2 separate regions of the Homo sapiens genome follow, and region 2 is linked to region 1. Evidence: read pairs that join two places in POLR2A ChIA-PET (ENCODE). Cell type or tissue: GM12878. All regions are shown on one strand. Links, peaks and the distances in the headings refer to the core of each region. The heading gives the core; the rest is flanking DNA.

Region 1 (7,956 bases), core at 2,277-6,276:
TGATCCACCTGCCTCAGCCTCCCAAAGTGCTGGGATTACAGGCGTGAGCCACTGCCCCCGGCCCCAACTCCCTTCTTTAGCTTCCCCGTAAACACTGCTGACCCCAAAGCTGCATCAGCTTTTGGCCTCTTCCCCTTTCACCCACACACTGTCCTGGATAACCTCCCCAGTCTCCACCTCTGGCTTAAACATAGATCCATGGGCTGATGGAGACATCTGCCTCCCGAGACCCTGATCTGTGTCCCTCCCCAGGACACTGGGCTCAGAAGCTTCCCCTAAACCTGTTCCTCCTCCCGGTGCCCCCATCTCACGATGGCCCCACCATCCCGCAGTCACGGGCAGACCCCTAGGAGCCATCCTCCTCCTGACCTCCTCCTCGCCCACCTCCCCCACCATCAGTGCCCACCCCTGCCGCCTGACGCTTGTGCCCTGCTCCCCTCTGCCTGCCCCAGCTCAGGCCTCCTCCTCTGCCCTGGACCCTCCCCCAGCCTCCTCTCAAGCTGCCCAGGCTCTAGTCTCCCCAGCCTGGTACCAGAAACGTCTTCCCACACACCCAGAGTGATGCTGCTCACAGCCCCCAGTGGCTCCCCGCTGCCTCCAGGACAAAGTCTGATCTTTTCAGGCTCAGCTTTGAGCCCTGACTGGCCTTCCCTTCTGCACCCCTCCAGCCTCATGCTCTTTTCTCCTCTAAGAAATTTTTGTCCTCATGGTGGTCCACATGCCCCCAGCTCTGTGTTCCTCACACCCACTATACCTGTGTATCACCCTCCCTTTCCAGAATGCCTTTCCCTTCCCCACACAGGAACTCCTGCTCAGCCCTCAAGAACTAGCTCCAATGTCCCCTCCTCCAGGAAGCCTTCCCTGATACCTTTAGGGAGGAACTGGCCACACCCAACATCCCCTCCCCACCCAGGTCAGAGCCCACTTGCCCATCTCCCCTTCTAGACCAGGATGGGGGCCATGTCCAGGTCATTTCTATGCCTTGACACTGACTGGTTTGGGAGTCTGAGAGATGCGAGATGCATGAGTGAGTGAAGGGGCACTGCCTTCCCTCTGAGGTCCTGGCCAGAAGGGGGAAGCCAGGTGGACCAAGAAGAAGGCTGAAATTAGATGGGGGCAGCAAGGCTTCTGGGAGGGGGTGAGATTCGAACAAAGTGCTGAAGAACACGCACTCATGTGCCACGCAAAGACAGGCAGGGAAACAATAGGTGCCAGATGTGTAGGTGGGAGAGCCCTGAGGGCAGGTGGTCTGGGCACTGTACACTGTTCACAGAACCAGAGCTGCCATAAAAGACATGGACTGAGGTAAGTGGGGATCTTGGTTCTGCTGAGATTCAGGGCAAAGAGAGTGACCATGAGGCCTTCCCCAGAGAGTCAGAAGGCGGGTACCTGGCACGCAGTGGCTCACGCCTGTAATCCCAGCACTTTGGGAGGCCGAGGCAGGCAGATCACTTGAGGTCAGGAGTTCGAGACCAGCCTGACCAACATGATGAAACCCTGTCTCTACTAAAAATGCAAAAATGAGCCAGGTGTGGTGGCAGGCGCCTGTAATCCCAGCTACTTGGGAGGGTGAGGTGGGAGAATCACTTGAACCTGGGAGGCAGAGGTTTCAGTGAGCTGAGATGGCGCCACTGCACTCCAGCCTGGGCAACAGAGCGACACTCCATCTCAAAAAAAAAAAAAAAAAAAAAAGACATTGAGGGGCTAGCAGGGGCCTTGAACATGAGGCTGAGGGGCAAGAATTCTGTGGCTCCAGGCACTGGGGAGCTACAGGAGGGCTGTGGGCAGGGGACGGACGGTAGATAAACTTCTCAGCCATCATGCCCTGTCAGCACTGACCAGTGGCACAGGGGACCAGCTTCTGTCCGTGGCCACAGTGATTCAGGCAACAAATAATCACTGAGCCCCCGGGAGGACACAGCACGCCTGGGACCCTCTCCCAGTCTCCTCTCCAGCTGCCCACATCCCTGCCTCCATGGAGCTCACAGTCTGGCTGGCTGGCTGAAAAATAGGCAAAATAACACGCAACCGGGATGAGCTGTGACCAGCCGGGCCAGCCGAATGAGGGGGGATGGGCGGCGTTAACAGTTCGGTAATATCGGAGGAGCAGTGGCATCTGAGTTGCCGTGGAGGGCAAGGCGGAGGGCATGGTGTGGGCAAAAGCCCAGGGGCTTGAGAGTGGTGAATGGCCAGCCGTGGGCAGAACCACGAGGAGAAGCCGAGTGTGGGCTCCAGGCCCGGCCTCCACCCTGGCTGCCCGGGCAGCTCAGCACCATGTCTGCTTCTTCCACAACAGGCCCTCAAAGACCTCAAGGCACTGGGCTGCAGAAAGGCGATGAAGAAGTTTGAAAGGCACACGCTCTTGGTAAGTGGGGATCTTGGTTCTGCTGAGATGCAGGGCAAAGAGAGTGACCATGAGGCCTTCCCCAGAGAGTCAGAAGGCGGGTACCTGGCACCCTAGTCCTGCCACCGCCTTCCTGCCTGACCCGGGGGCTGGACACGCCCCCTGTCTGGACCTCCGTTTCCCTCATCTGTCAGAGAGTGGGGACAGGATCCTACGGTCCAAGGACATGTCATGGGACCAGGAGGCCCAGCTGCGGAGGGGCTCTCTCAGGGGTGCAGCCTGCCTGGGCCCTAACCTCGGCCTGTGCCCAACCTGCAGGAATATCTTCTCGGGGAGGGGAACCTGAGCCGGCCGGCCGTGCAGCTTCTGGGAGACGTGATGTCCGAGGATGGCTTCTTCTATCTCAGCTTCGCCGAGGCCCTCCGGGCCCACAGCTGCCTCAGCGACAGACTCCAGTAAGGGGCGGGGCTGGCGGGCAGGGGGGGGGGGCGGGGGGCAATCAGGGAAAGTAGCAGGGAGTGGGAGGAGCCTCTGGGTCTGGGGGCGGGGCTGTTGTGAAGGGCGTGGCCTAATTGATGGTCGCGGGGCTAAGGGTTCCCAGATAAAGGACACGGCCTAGGGGAGAAGTGGTGGGGTCCCTGGTGACACAATCCACTACTCCTGCGGCCTTTGGGATGTCAGGGACGGGCGGGGTCGGGAGAGGTGGATGACGGGGGAGCGGGCCGGTGCCCATAAGGGCCAGCTGCCGGGGTGGGTGGGGCAAGGCAGAGGGGCAGGGCCGCAGAGCCCAGGTCACGCCCCCACCCCGCCCCGCCCCGCCTGCAGGTACAGCCGCATCGTGGGTGGCTGGGACCTGCTGCCGCGCGCGCTGCTGAGCTCGCTGTCCGGGCTTGTGCTGTTGAACGCGCCCGTGGTGGCGATGACCCAGGGACCGCACGATGTGCACGTGCAGATCGAGACCTCTCCCCCGGCGCGGAATCTGAAGGTGCTGAAGGCCGACGTGGTGCTGCTGACGGCGAGCGGACCGGCGGTGAAGCGCATCACCTTCTCGCCGCCGCTGCCCCGCCACATGCAGGAGGCGCTGCGGAGGCTGCACTACGTGCCGGCCACCAAGGTGTTCCTAAGCTTCCGCAGGCCCTTCTGGCGCGAGGAGCACATTGAAGGCGGCCACTCAAACACCGATCGCCCGTCGCGCATGATTTTCTACCCGCCGCCGCGCGAGGGCGCGCTGCTGCTGGCCTCGTACACGTGGTCGGACGCGGCGGCAGCGTTCGCCGGCTTGAGCCGGGAAGAGGCGTTGCGCTTGGCGCTCGACGACGTGGCGGCATTGCACGGGCCTGTCGTGCGCCAGCTCTGGGACGGCACCGGCGTCGTCAAGCGTTGGGCGGAGGACCAGCACAGCCAGGGTGGCTTTGTGGTACAGCCGCCGGCGCTCTGGCAAACCGAAAAGGATGACTGGACGGTCCCTTATGGCCGCATCTACTTTGCCGGCGAGCACACCGCCTACCCGCACGGCTGGGTGGAGACGGCGGTCAAGTCGGCGCTGCGCGCCGCCATCAAGATCAACAGCCGGAAGGGGCCTGCATCGGACACGGCCAGCCCCGAGGGGCACGCATCTGACATGGAGGGGCAGGGGCATGTGCATGGGGTGGCCAGCAGCCCCTCGCATGACCTGGCAAAGGAAGAAGGCAGCCACCCTCCAGTCCAAGGCCAGTTATCTCTCCAAAACACGACCCACACGAGGACCTCGCATTAAAGTATTTTCGGAAAAAGCCGTGTGGTCCAGCCTCCCCCGTGGCTCAGTTACTTCCCCAGTTTGCCTGCATCGGAACCACTAGCCCTGCAGTTAGCAGGCGCCACGCCCATCCTGGAGCCCCCCCAAAAATCTGCCCCTCACTTCTTCCTGGACAGTGGGGCTCCAGAGGAGGGTGGGGGGTGGTGCGCACAGAGGGAACCGGAAGGACGCCCTGCACCACCGGGAAATGGCAATCACAGCGACCACCTCTGTCACGAGGCTGAAGTCCAGATGGGCCCTAATGCAAGTAACAGAAAGCCCAGCTGACAGTGGCTGAACAGGAGGTGATTTTTCTCACAAGCAGCAGCTGGGAGGGCAGGCTCCCCAGAGTGCATCTCTGCAGGCCCTTCCACCTTGGTTATGTCCGGGAAGTGTTCCCACACAGCTACCAGGTCGCCGCCACAGCCCAGAGCACCCTATCCTCTTCCAAAAACCCCAAATCAGGCCGGGCGCGGTGGCTCACGCCTGTAATACCAGCACTTTGGGAGGCCAAGGCAGGCAGATCACCTGAGGTCGGGAGTTCAAGACCAGCCTGGGCAACATGGTGGAACCCCATCTCTACCAAAATTACAAAAATCAGCCGGGTGTGGTGGCACACGCCTGTAGTCCCAGCTACTCAGGAGGCTGAGGCAGGGTAATTGCTTGAACCCGGGAGGCGGAGGCTGCAGTTAGCCGAGATCTGCCACTGCACTCCAGCCTGGGCGACAGAGCAAGACTCCATCTCATAAAACAAACAAACAAAAAAACAAATCAGGCAACTCAGGAAGCCCTGCCTCCACAAACCCCAATCATTCACCCTAGGCTCTGCCCAGCCACCATCCCCTCCTCAACCAGGTCAGAGCCCACTTGGCAGCCTTCCCCCCACCAACAAGAAGCCAACTGCACATGAGAAGTGTCAGTTTAATGAAGCCAGCTTATCAGCAGGGCGGCGGAGCACACCTGCCCCCTCGCAGGTGTGCCTGGCTCGGGCTAAAGTGCCTGTGCAGAACGAGGCTGCCTGGCGGGGTTAGGAGTCGGCGCCCTCGTCCTCCTCCTCGGGCAGGATCTCCAGGCTGCTGTCGGGCTGCGGGGCTGTGTCCGTGGAGGGCGGCGGGGTGGGCGGGGCCCGGGTGGGCGACAGAGGCAGCGGGGAGGCGGTGGGCGAGGGGCTGTGGGGCTCTGCGGGCGGGGCCAGCCCCAGGATCTCCTGCACGTTGTGGGGCAGCTCCTGGAGGCACGGGATGAGAGAAGCGAAAAGCGGAAGGTGAAGGTGAGAAGGGGGCGGGGGTCGGTCGGGGTTCGGGCGGGGCGCTGCGGGGCGGACGGGGACTCACGGGGCAGGCGGTTAGCTGGCGGTGCAGGGCCTCGGCGCGGGTCAGCACGTCCTCCACGCTCAGCTTCATAGTCAGCTCGTTGATGTGCTGCGGGAGGGGGTGGGTCAGGCGCCAGTCGGCACTCAACCACCTCCGCCCGAGCGCCCACTCTGTGCTTCGTGCTGGGAAACAATGAAGACACACCGGGCTGGCCCTCTGGGGGCTCAGAAGTGCGCTGGGCGAGACATGCTTCTCAGGCCTCCGGGAGCATTCTGAGCACGTACTCGGGGAGGGAAGGTCCCCACCCACCTGCCCGGAGGACCTTGCTGGGAGCAGGCATGGCATGGGGCAGAAGGGAAACCTACGCGGCCCCACCCCCACTGCGCTCCCAACTAACCAGGCTTTCAATAATCCCACACTAAACACCTGCTCCCCGGAGGTACTGCGGCCCTGGGCAGCGCCCAGCTCAGGGGGGACAGGGCGGGGGCGGGGCCGGAGCCTCACCTTGAGGATCTCATTGGAGCCGAAGCCGGACAGCATGAGGGTGTCCCTCTCCATGTCCAGGATGGCGCAGGCCACCAGCAGGTGCAGATTGGGGCCAGGGAGCCCTGTCCACAGCACCTGAGGGTGCGGGACAGAGGGAGGGAGGGAGGTCATAGCCCAGCCTGGGCCTGAGGTCCCACCAGGGTCTGTCCCTCTCCGCCCAACCTCCCAGGGCAGGTGAGCCCACCCCTTCAGGCCTCTCGCCCAAACTGGCTGGCCCACCTCCCACAGCCGAAGGACATCCGGGAAGGGGAATTCCCTCTTGAACCAGATGAGCAGCCACCGGAAACAGAAGCAGAGAGAGCCGGAGTCCTGGGAATCTGGGGGATGACATGGAGCCCACTCAGCCTTGCCCAGCGCTGGGACTGAGAGTTTGAGAAGTCATCCTGACTGGAAGACCTTCCCCAAGTCTAGGCAAGTGACTTATGCCTGGCTGGGGAACCTCGGAGGTGAGGCAGGAGCAGCCCTGAACGCGGGCCCTGCCCCTCCTTCCTCCCACTCTCCAGAGGAAGTGTGCTATTATACTTCCACATCTGCCATGGACATGGAAGGGAGGCAGGACGCCCAGCACGCCCGACGAAACAGACCTCTGCCCGCTGCTGGTGAGCGCTAAGGGAACTGACACTCCTAGATACGCTGTAGCAAAAATTTAAGCTGAAGGCCGGGTGCGATGGCGCACGCCTGTAACCCCAGCACTTTGGGAGGGTGAGGCGGGTGGATCACCTGAGGTCAGGAGTTCGAGACCAGCCAGGCCAACATGGTAAAACCCCATCTCTACTAAAAATACAGCCTGGCCAACGTGGTGAAACCCCATCTCTACTAAAAATACAAAAATTAGCTGGGATGGTGCCACACCCCTGTAATTCCAGCTCCTTGGGAGGCTGAGGCAGGAGAATCGCTTGAACCCGGGAGGTGGAGGTTGTAGTGAGCCGAGATCACACCACTGCACTCCAGCCTGGGTAACAGAGCGAGACTCCATCTCAAAAAGAAAAAAAAAATTAAGCTGGTGTTGAACCTTTTTTTCCCCCCAAGTTAACTCAAATGAAAGTGAGAGTCTGAGCATTCTAACCTTTGAGGAAAGTAACAACGGAGGACAAACTCTCCAAAGCTGTGTGAAAACAAGCACTGTCCTGAACAAAATTCCACTTCTTGGAAGTGAACCTAAAGAAGAAATTACCCAGACTATGCACCGTGATGAAAAACTGCAAAGGACCCGAATCTCCAGCAGGTCAAGTTACATCAAATCTACCACATCTTGCAGGTGGACACAATGCCGCGCAGTCAAGAAAAGTGATGTTTCAGAAGACTTTGAATGACCCAGAGGCAGCCTCTGTCCTTGTGCCCTAGGAGGTGATGCTTTTCTATGGCTTAGTTTCCTCATCAGTAAGGTGAGGACAGAGTATCTCAGCTCCCTCCCCCGGGGGTCCTAAAGCATCGAGGAAATGTTCATGAATAAGTTTAACTTATTATCATCACCATCTGCACTCAAGAAAAACAATGATATCAAACAGCAACTTTAACTTTCTTTTTTCTTTTTTTTTGAGACAAAGTCTCGCTCTGTCGCCCAGGCTGGAATGCAGTGGTGCAACCTTGGCTCAAGTGATTCTCCTGTCTCAGCCTCCTGAGTAGCTGGGATTACAGGTGCTCGCCACCACCCCCGGCTAATTTTTGTATTTTTAGTAGAGACGGGGTTTCACCATGTTGGCCAGGCTGGTCTCGAACTCCTGACCTCAGGTGATCTGCCTATCTTGGCCTCCCAAAGTGCTGGATTACAGGCGTGAGCCACCACACCCGACCTTTTTTTTTTTTTTTTTTTTTTTTGAGGCAAGGTCTCACTCTGTTGCCCAGGCTGGAGTGCAATGGCACAATCTCTGCTCACTGCTACCTCCCCCACTCCAGTTCGAGTGATTCTTGTGCCTCAGCCGATCCCAACAGCTGGGATTACAGGTGGGCGCCACCACGGCTGGCTAATTTTTTTGTAT
Region 2 (6,830 bases), core at 2,274-6,273, 170 kb after region 1:
CCTCCAGGGAGACAAGAAGAAATGTATTTGATGGTACCATCAGGGCAAAAATGTGTGGCATTTACTTGACAGGTAGTGTTAAAAGATCCTGCCCTGGCCAGGCGCGGTGGCTCACGCCTGTAATCCCAGCACTTTGGGAGGCCGAGGCGGGCGGATCACCTGAGATCAAGAGTTCAAGACCAGCCTGGCCAGCATGGTGAAACCCCCATCTCTACTGAAAATACAAAAAAATTAGCCAGGCATGGTGGCAGGTGCCTGTAATCCCAGCTACTTGGGAGGCTGAGGCAGGAGAATCGCTTGAACCTGGGAGGCAGAGGTTGCAGTGAGCCGAGATCACGCATTGCACTCCAGCCTGGGCAACAAGAGCGATACTTTGTTAAAAAAAAAACAACAACAACAAAAAAAAACTTGCCCTATAAATGGCATTGAATAAGTGGTACAAAGTAGATACCATTGCCTGTAGGAGAGATGGCATGGGTATTATTATAGTACTGAGGCCAGGCCAGGTGGGTAACATTGCAGGAAAACAGTTTTAAAGGGACAGCCGTCTAGTTGGGAAGTTTCCTATGGGAGCAGGCGAGGTCTAATAAATAATTCGAATAGAGAGTGTTTCCTAAAGCAATGTCTAAGACGGCGAGGAAAAGAAACATCATTGTTGGCCGGGCATGGTGGCCCACCCCCATAATCCCAGCACTCTGGGAGGCTGAGGCAGGCGGATCACCTGAGGTCAGGAGCTTGAGACCAGCCTGGGCAACCTGTTGAAACCCCGTGTTTACTAAAAATACAAGAAATTAGATGGTCATGGTGGCAGGCACCTGTAATCCCAGCTACTCTGGAGGCTGAGGCAAGAGAATCACTTGAATCTGGGAGGTGGAGGTTGCAGTGAGCTGAGACCGTCCCACTGCACTCCAGCCTGGGCGACAGAGCAACACTCTGTCTCAAAAAAAAAAAAAAAAGGTGATACCAGTGGGCTGTGAGAGGTCCCCAAATGCCAGGCTCTTGACATCATCACGAGAAGTAAGGAATTCAAGGATGAGTCAGAAGATAGTGAAAGTAAGGAGACTTATTGCAAAGCAAAAAGTACACAAGAAAAAGGCATGTGGGCAGGCTCAAGAGAGAGTGACACAATGGGGTTAGGGCTACTACCTTTTCCTCTTTTTTTATTTTTTATTTATTTATTTATTTATTTTTTTTTTTGAGACAGAGTCTCGCTCTGTCCCCCAGGCTGGTGTGCAGTGGAGCGATCTCTGCTCACTGCAAACTCCGCCTCCCGGGTTCATGCCATTCTCCTGCCTCAGCCTCCCGATTAGCTGGGACTACAGGTGCCCTCCACCACGCCCGGCTAATTATTTTTTATTTTTTTTTTTTTGTATTTTTAGTAGAGACGGGTTTTCACCTTGTTAGTCAAGATGGTCTCAATCTCCTGACCCTGTGATCCACCTGCCTTGGCCTCTCAAAGTGCTGGGATTACAGGTGTGAGCCATTGCGCCCAGCCTATTTAGTTTTTTTGAGATGAAGTCTTGCTCTGTCACCCAGGCTGGAGTGCAGTGGCGCCATCTCTGCCCACTGCAACCTCTTCCTCCCAGGTTCCAGCGATTCTCCTACCTCATCCTCCCAAGTAGATGGGACTACAGGCATTCACCACCACACCCAGCTAATTTTTGTATTTTTAGTAGAGACGGGCTTTCACCATGTTGACCAGGCTTGTTGGGGTGATCAGACCCAACACCAGGTCGTGGGGGCTACGAAGTCCGGCGGAATCAAAGGAATGAGACAAAACAAGTTAAGAGTACATAGGATGGGTCCAGGGGGCCAACGCTGGTGTATGGAGGCTGCAAAGGCCCCGAGCTCTGGGAGCCCACACTATTTATTGGTAATCAAACAAAGAAGCAGGTGGTGAGGACGTGCGGACATGGGGGTAGAAAGGTAGTGGTGCACCAAGCGTAGCTATGACGGTTTAGCGTATGCTCTGCTAGTTGAGATAAAGGAGAACAGGTTCTTTTCACTCAAGACACAACCAGTTTATGATCTTGGGAGAGCAAGGAGCAAGGGGCCAGCGAGTCTGGACACATTCCAGAGGCTATGAGGGGTTTTATGCCCAGAGCCCTGGATTCTTTACAAGCCACGAGGGGTTTTATGTCCTGGGCTTAGATTGCAGTGTGGCAGGGCAGCCTTCCACCCTTAGGCACAGAGCTTGGTGTTCCATAGGCCACGAGGGGTTTGAGACCCTGGACCCAGGACATGTTCCAGACTCTTTTACATTATGTCAGACAAGCAAGCCCTGCCTCAGCTCTTCTTCCAAGTCCTGACCTGAGGTGATCCACCCACTTCAGCCTCCCAAAATGCTCCAAGTCCTGACCTGAGGTGATCCACCCACTTCAGCCTCCCAAAATGCTAGGATTATAGGCGTGAGCCACCACACCTGGCCCTAACACTCTGTACTTCTAAAACTTTGTTACTGGCCAGGGACAGTGGCTCATGCCCGTAATCCCAGCACTTTGGGAGGCCAAGGCAGGCGGATCACTAGAGTTCAGCAGTTTGAGACCAGCCTGGTCAACATGGTGAAACCCCATCTCTACTAAAAATTTAAAAGTTAGCCGGGAGTGGTGTCAGGCACCTGTAATCTCAGCTACTTGGGAGGCTGAGGCAGGAGAACTGCTTAAACCCAGGAGGTGGAGGATGCAGTGAGCCGAGATTGTGCCACTGCACTCCAGCCTGGGCGACAGAGCAAGACTGTCTCAAAAAAAAAAAAAAAAAAAAAAGGATGAAAAAGAGGTTTAATAGACTTACAGTTCCACATAGCTGGGGAGGCCTCACAATCATGGCAGAATGCAAAAGGCACGTCTTACATGGTGGCAGGCAAGAGAGAATGAGAGCCAAGCACAAGCGGAAACTCCTTATAAAACCATCTGATCTCATGAGACTTATTCACTACCGGAACAGTATGGGGGAAACTTCCCCCATGATTCAAGTATCTCCCACTGGGTTCCTCCCACGACATGGGGGAATTATGGGAGCTACAATTCAATATGAGATTTGGGCAGGGACACAGCCAAAACCAGATCAGGGGCCAATCTGGGGTTGCATTCCCTCCTCCCAATAAATGGCATGGCTTTGATTGCAAGTGGCCATTCCATTTGTGGTTTCATGGGGAGTGCCTAGAATCCTCTGTTTTTCCTCTACTGTAGAGCAGGTAGACAATAATATCCATTAGTCATGCCAAGTCAGGTCACAGGACATGGCCAACTTAACAAACTCTTCAATAAATTACTGGATTCTCCAAAAACTGGCCAAACTTATCCTTACATAAAGCCAAATCAGACTCAGAAAGAGGCGCACGTCCTCTATTTTATCGATTGATTGATATTTTTTGAGACAGTCTCTATCACCCAGCTGGAGTGCAGTAACATGATCTCAGCTCACTGCAACCTCTGCCTCCTGGGCTCAAGCAATTCTCCTGCCTCAGCCTCCCAAGTAGCTGGGACTAAAGGCATGACACCATACTAAGCTAATTTTTTGTATTTTTAGTAGAGACGGGGTTTTACTATGCTGTCCAGGCTGGTCTCAAACTCCTAACTTTGTGATCCACCCACCTCGGCCTCCCAAACTGCTGGAATTACAGGTATGACCGCCACACCTGGCCGCAAAGAACTATTTTTAGGCTAAAATTTCTGGTTTTCCAGTTTGTAATGACCTAGGCAGTATTCCAACCAAAAATAAATTTCTGGCCAGGTGCAGTGGCTCACGCCTGTAATCCCAGCTACTCGGGAGACTGAGGCACAAGAATCATTTGGGCTTGGGAAGAGGAGGTTGCAGTGAGCCGAGATTGCACCACTGCACTCCAGCCTGGGCGACAGAGTGAAACTCGGTCTCAAACAGGCTGGGCACGGTGGCTCACACCTGTAATCCCAGCACTTTGGGAGGCCAAGGCAGGTAGATCACGAGGTCAGGAGTTCAAGACCAGCCTGGCCAATATGGTGAAACCCCGTCTCTACTAAAAATATAAAAAATTAGGCCGGGCGCGGTGGCTCACGCCTGTAATCCCAGCACTTTGGGAGGCCGAGGCGGGCGGATCACGAGGTCAGGAGATCGAGACCATCCCGGCTAAAACGGTGAAACCCCGTCTCTACTAAAAATACAAAAAATTAGCCGGGCATAGTGGCGGGCGCCTGTAGTCCCAGCTACTTGGGAGGCTGAGGCAGGAGAATGGCGTGAACCCGGGAGGCGGAGCTTGCAGTGAGCCGAGATCCCGCCACTGCACTCCAGCCTGGGTGACAGAGCAAGACTCCGTCTCAAAAAAAAAAAAAAATAAAAATAAAAATAAAAAAAAAATTAGCTGGGTGTGGTGGTGCAGGCCTGTAGTCCCAACTACTTGGGAGACTGAGGCAGGAGAATCGCTTGAAATTGGGAGGCGGAAGTTTCAGTGAGCCATTGCACCACTGCACTCCAGCCTGGGCGACAGAGTGAGACTCCGTACAACAAAAAAAACAAATTTGAGTCTGGCTACCAGTACAACCACGCAACCTGAATCCAGGGCACCAAATACCAAAAGACCTGGGGCCTCCAGATATCAGTCACCAAGGGTCCCCACACCAAATGCCGAAAACCCTGGAGCATCCTGAGGGTGGCCAACAGTGAACCCCAAAGGCACAACTGAGGCTATGGAACAATGTGACTCCGGCATCCCAGAGTCAGAACAAAGGGGTTCCTCTCCAAAATAAAGAATTCAAAACAAGGAAAGTGCCCTACCTGATACAGAATAGCAAAAATTGCTCAAATAGCCAGAAGAAATGCTACCAGTCCAACAGTGAAATAAGCGTCATAAGCATGCATTTTGGCACTAAGAGCAGAAAAGTAAAATACGAGAAAAGGCCTGAGACAGGTGACAAGGCAGGTTATAAAGGGTGTGGCTGGGCTGGGTGTGGTGGCTCACACCTGTAATCCCAGCACTTTGGGAGGCCGAGGCGGGCGGATCACGAGGTCAGGAGATCGAGACCATCCTGGCTAACACGGTGAAACCCTATCTCTATTAAAAATACAAAAAATTAGCCGGGCATGATGGTGGGCGCCTGTAGTCCCAGCTACTTGGGAGGCTGAGACAGGAGAATCGCTTGAACCCGGGAGGCGGAGGTTGCAGTGAGCCGAGATCGCGCCAGTGCATTCCAGCCTGGGCGACAGAGCGAGACTGTCTCAAAAAAAAAAAAAAAGAAAAAAGAAAAAAAAAAAAAAAAGAAAAGGAAAAAAGAAAAGAAAAAGAAAGGAGCTCTTTCTCAGTGAACGGGTCCTGCACTCAGGCGCAGACGGGGAAGCGGAGCCAACATGCCAGTGGCCCGGAGCTGGGTTTGTCACAAAACTTATGTGACCCCGCGGAGACCCTTCGAGAAATCTCGTCTCGACCAAGAGCTGAAGCTGATCGGCGAGTATGGGTTCCGGAACAAACGTGAGGTCTAGAGGGTCAAATTTACCTTGGCCAACATCCGCAAGGCCGCCCGGGAACTGCTGACGCTTGATGAGAAGGACCCACGGCGTCTGTTTGAAGGCAACGTCCTGCTGCGGCGGCTGCTCCGCATTGGGGTGCTGGATGAGGGCAAGACGAAGCTGGATTACATCCTGGGCCTGAAGATAGAGGATTTCTTAGAGAGACGCCTACAGACCCAGGTCTTCAAGCTGGGCTTGGCCAAGTCCATCCACCACGCTGGCGTACTGATCCGCCAGCGCCGTGTCAGGGTCCGCAATCAGGTGGCGAACATCCCGTCCTTCATTGTCCGCCTGGATTCCCAGAAGCGCATCGACTTGTCTCTGCGCTCTCCCTATGGGGTGGCCGCCCCGGCCGCGTGAAGAGGAAGAACGCCAAGAAGGGCCAGGGTGAGGGTGGGGCTGGAGACGACGAGGAGGAGGATTAAGTCCACCTGTCCCTCCTGGGCTGCTGGATTGTCTCGTTTTCCTGCCAAATAAACAGGATCAGCACTTTACAATTGGAAAAAAAAAGAAAGAAAGGAAAGTAAGAGTAGCAACCTCATAGGCAGAGTAGCTCTGAGGATCGTTGGTTGGTTATTTTAATGGTTAGTTGTTGAATATATGCTAAATAAAAGGTGAATTACACATGGGTTTTCTAGATAAGAGGCAGGGAGTTCCCAGAACCTGGGCTTTCACCCCGTCCAGACCACACAGGGTAACTTTTCAGCATGGCCATGGCATTTGTAAACTGTCATGGTGCTGGTGGCAGTGTTTTTAGCATGTTAATGCATTACAATTAGCATATAATGAGCAGTGAAAGTAACCAGACGTCACTTCCTTTTTAGTTGTTGTTGTTTTTTGAGATGGAGTTTGGCTCTTGTTGCCCAGGCTGGAGTGCAATGGCGCGATCTTGGCTCACCACAACCTCTGCCTCCCGGGTTCAAGAAATTCTCCTGCCTCAGCCTCCCAGGTAGCTGGGATTACAGGCAGGCACCACCACGCCGGGCTAATTTTGTATTTTGAGTAGAGACAGGGTTTCTCCGTGTTGGTCAGGCTGGTCTCGAACTCCTGACCTCAGGTAATTCACCCGCCTCGGCCTCCCTAGGTGCAGGGATTACAGGCATGAGGCACCGGGCCCGGCCCCAGAGGTCCCTTTCATTGTCCTCTTGGTTCTAGCTGGTTTTAGCCAGTTTCTTTTGCTGTTTTCTGTCTTATGAGTGAGGTCTTGTGTCCTGTTGTCTTGGAAACCAGTCTTGCCAAATTCCTATCTCACTAGGGTATGAAAAACAAAGACAAAGGTTAGAGTTATTAAAAACTATACATTTGGATCAGGAGCCAGTGGACATAAAACTGAGCCTCTGGGCTGGGCCCAG

The links. ChIA-PET counts read pairs that join two places held together with the same protein. Peaks named below come from ENCODE experiments on the same cell type or tissue, not always from the same donor. Only the 100,000 strongest peaks of a DNase experiment are listed, where the experiment ranks them.
Region 2: POLR2A ChIA-PET joins it to region 1 with 13 read pairs; 6 of 35 experiments call an interaction of 5 or more read pairs at or near these places.

What each region holds. Positions count from the first base shown.
Region 1 is chr19:49,885,814-49,893,769 of GRCh38, reverse strand. It overlaps TBC1D17 (TBC1 domain family member 17), which reads right to left. Exons shown (of 17, transcript NM_024682.3): 14 at 6,197-6,294; 15 at 5,936-6,052; 16 at 5,453-5,539; 17 at 5,020-5,346. The coding sequence ends at 5,146. IL4I1 (interleukin 4 induced 1) reads left to right here. Exons shown (of 8, transcript NM_152899.2): 6 at 2,297-2,365; 7 at 2,663-2,799; 8 at 3,170-4,116. The coding sequence ends at 4,100. It overlaps MIR4750 (microRNA 4750), which reads right to left and starts at 5,595; the gene lies at 5,540-5,595. It overlaps LOC124904743 (a long non-coding RNA gene), which reads left to right and starts at 6,294. Exons shown (of 4, transcript XR_007067293.1): 1 at 6,294-6,576; 2 at 7,007-7,324. RefSeq lists enhancers at 1,688-2,354, 2,355-3,023, 3,024-3,691 and silencers at 3,059-3,248, 3,479-3,648. In GM12878, for the core only: a CTCF peak has its summit at 3,550; no DNase peak of the experiment used is centred there; H3K4me3 peaks cover 1,168 bases; H3K27ac peaks cover 619 bases.
Region 2 is chr19:49,718,571-49,725,400 of GRCh38, reverse strand. It overlaps the pseudogene RPS9P4. Among named protein-coding and RNA genes, the nearest start is that of CPT1C, 31 kb to the right of the region's middle. RefSeq lists an enhancer at 3,541-4,041. In GM12878, for the core only: no CTCF peak of the experiment used is centred there; no DNase peak of the experiment used is centred there.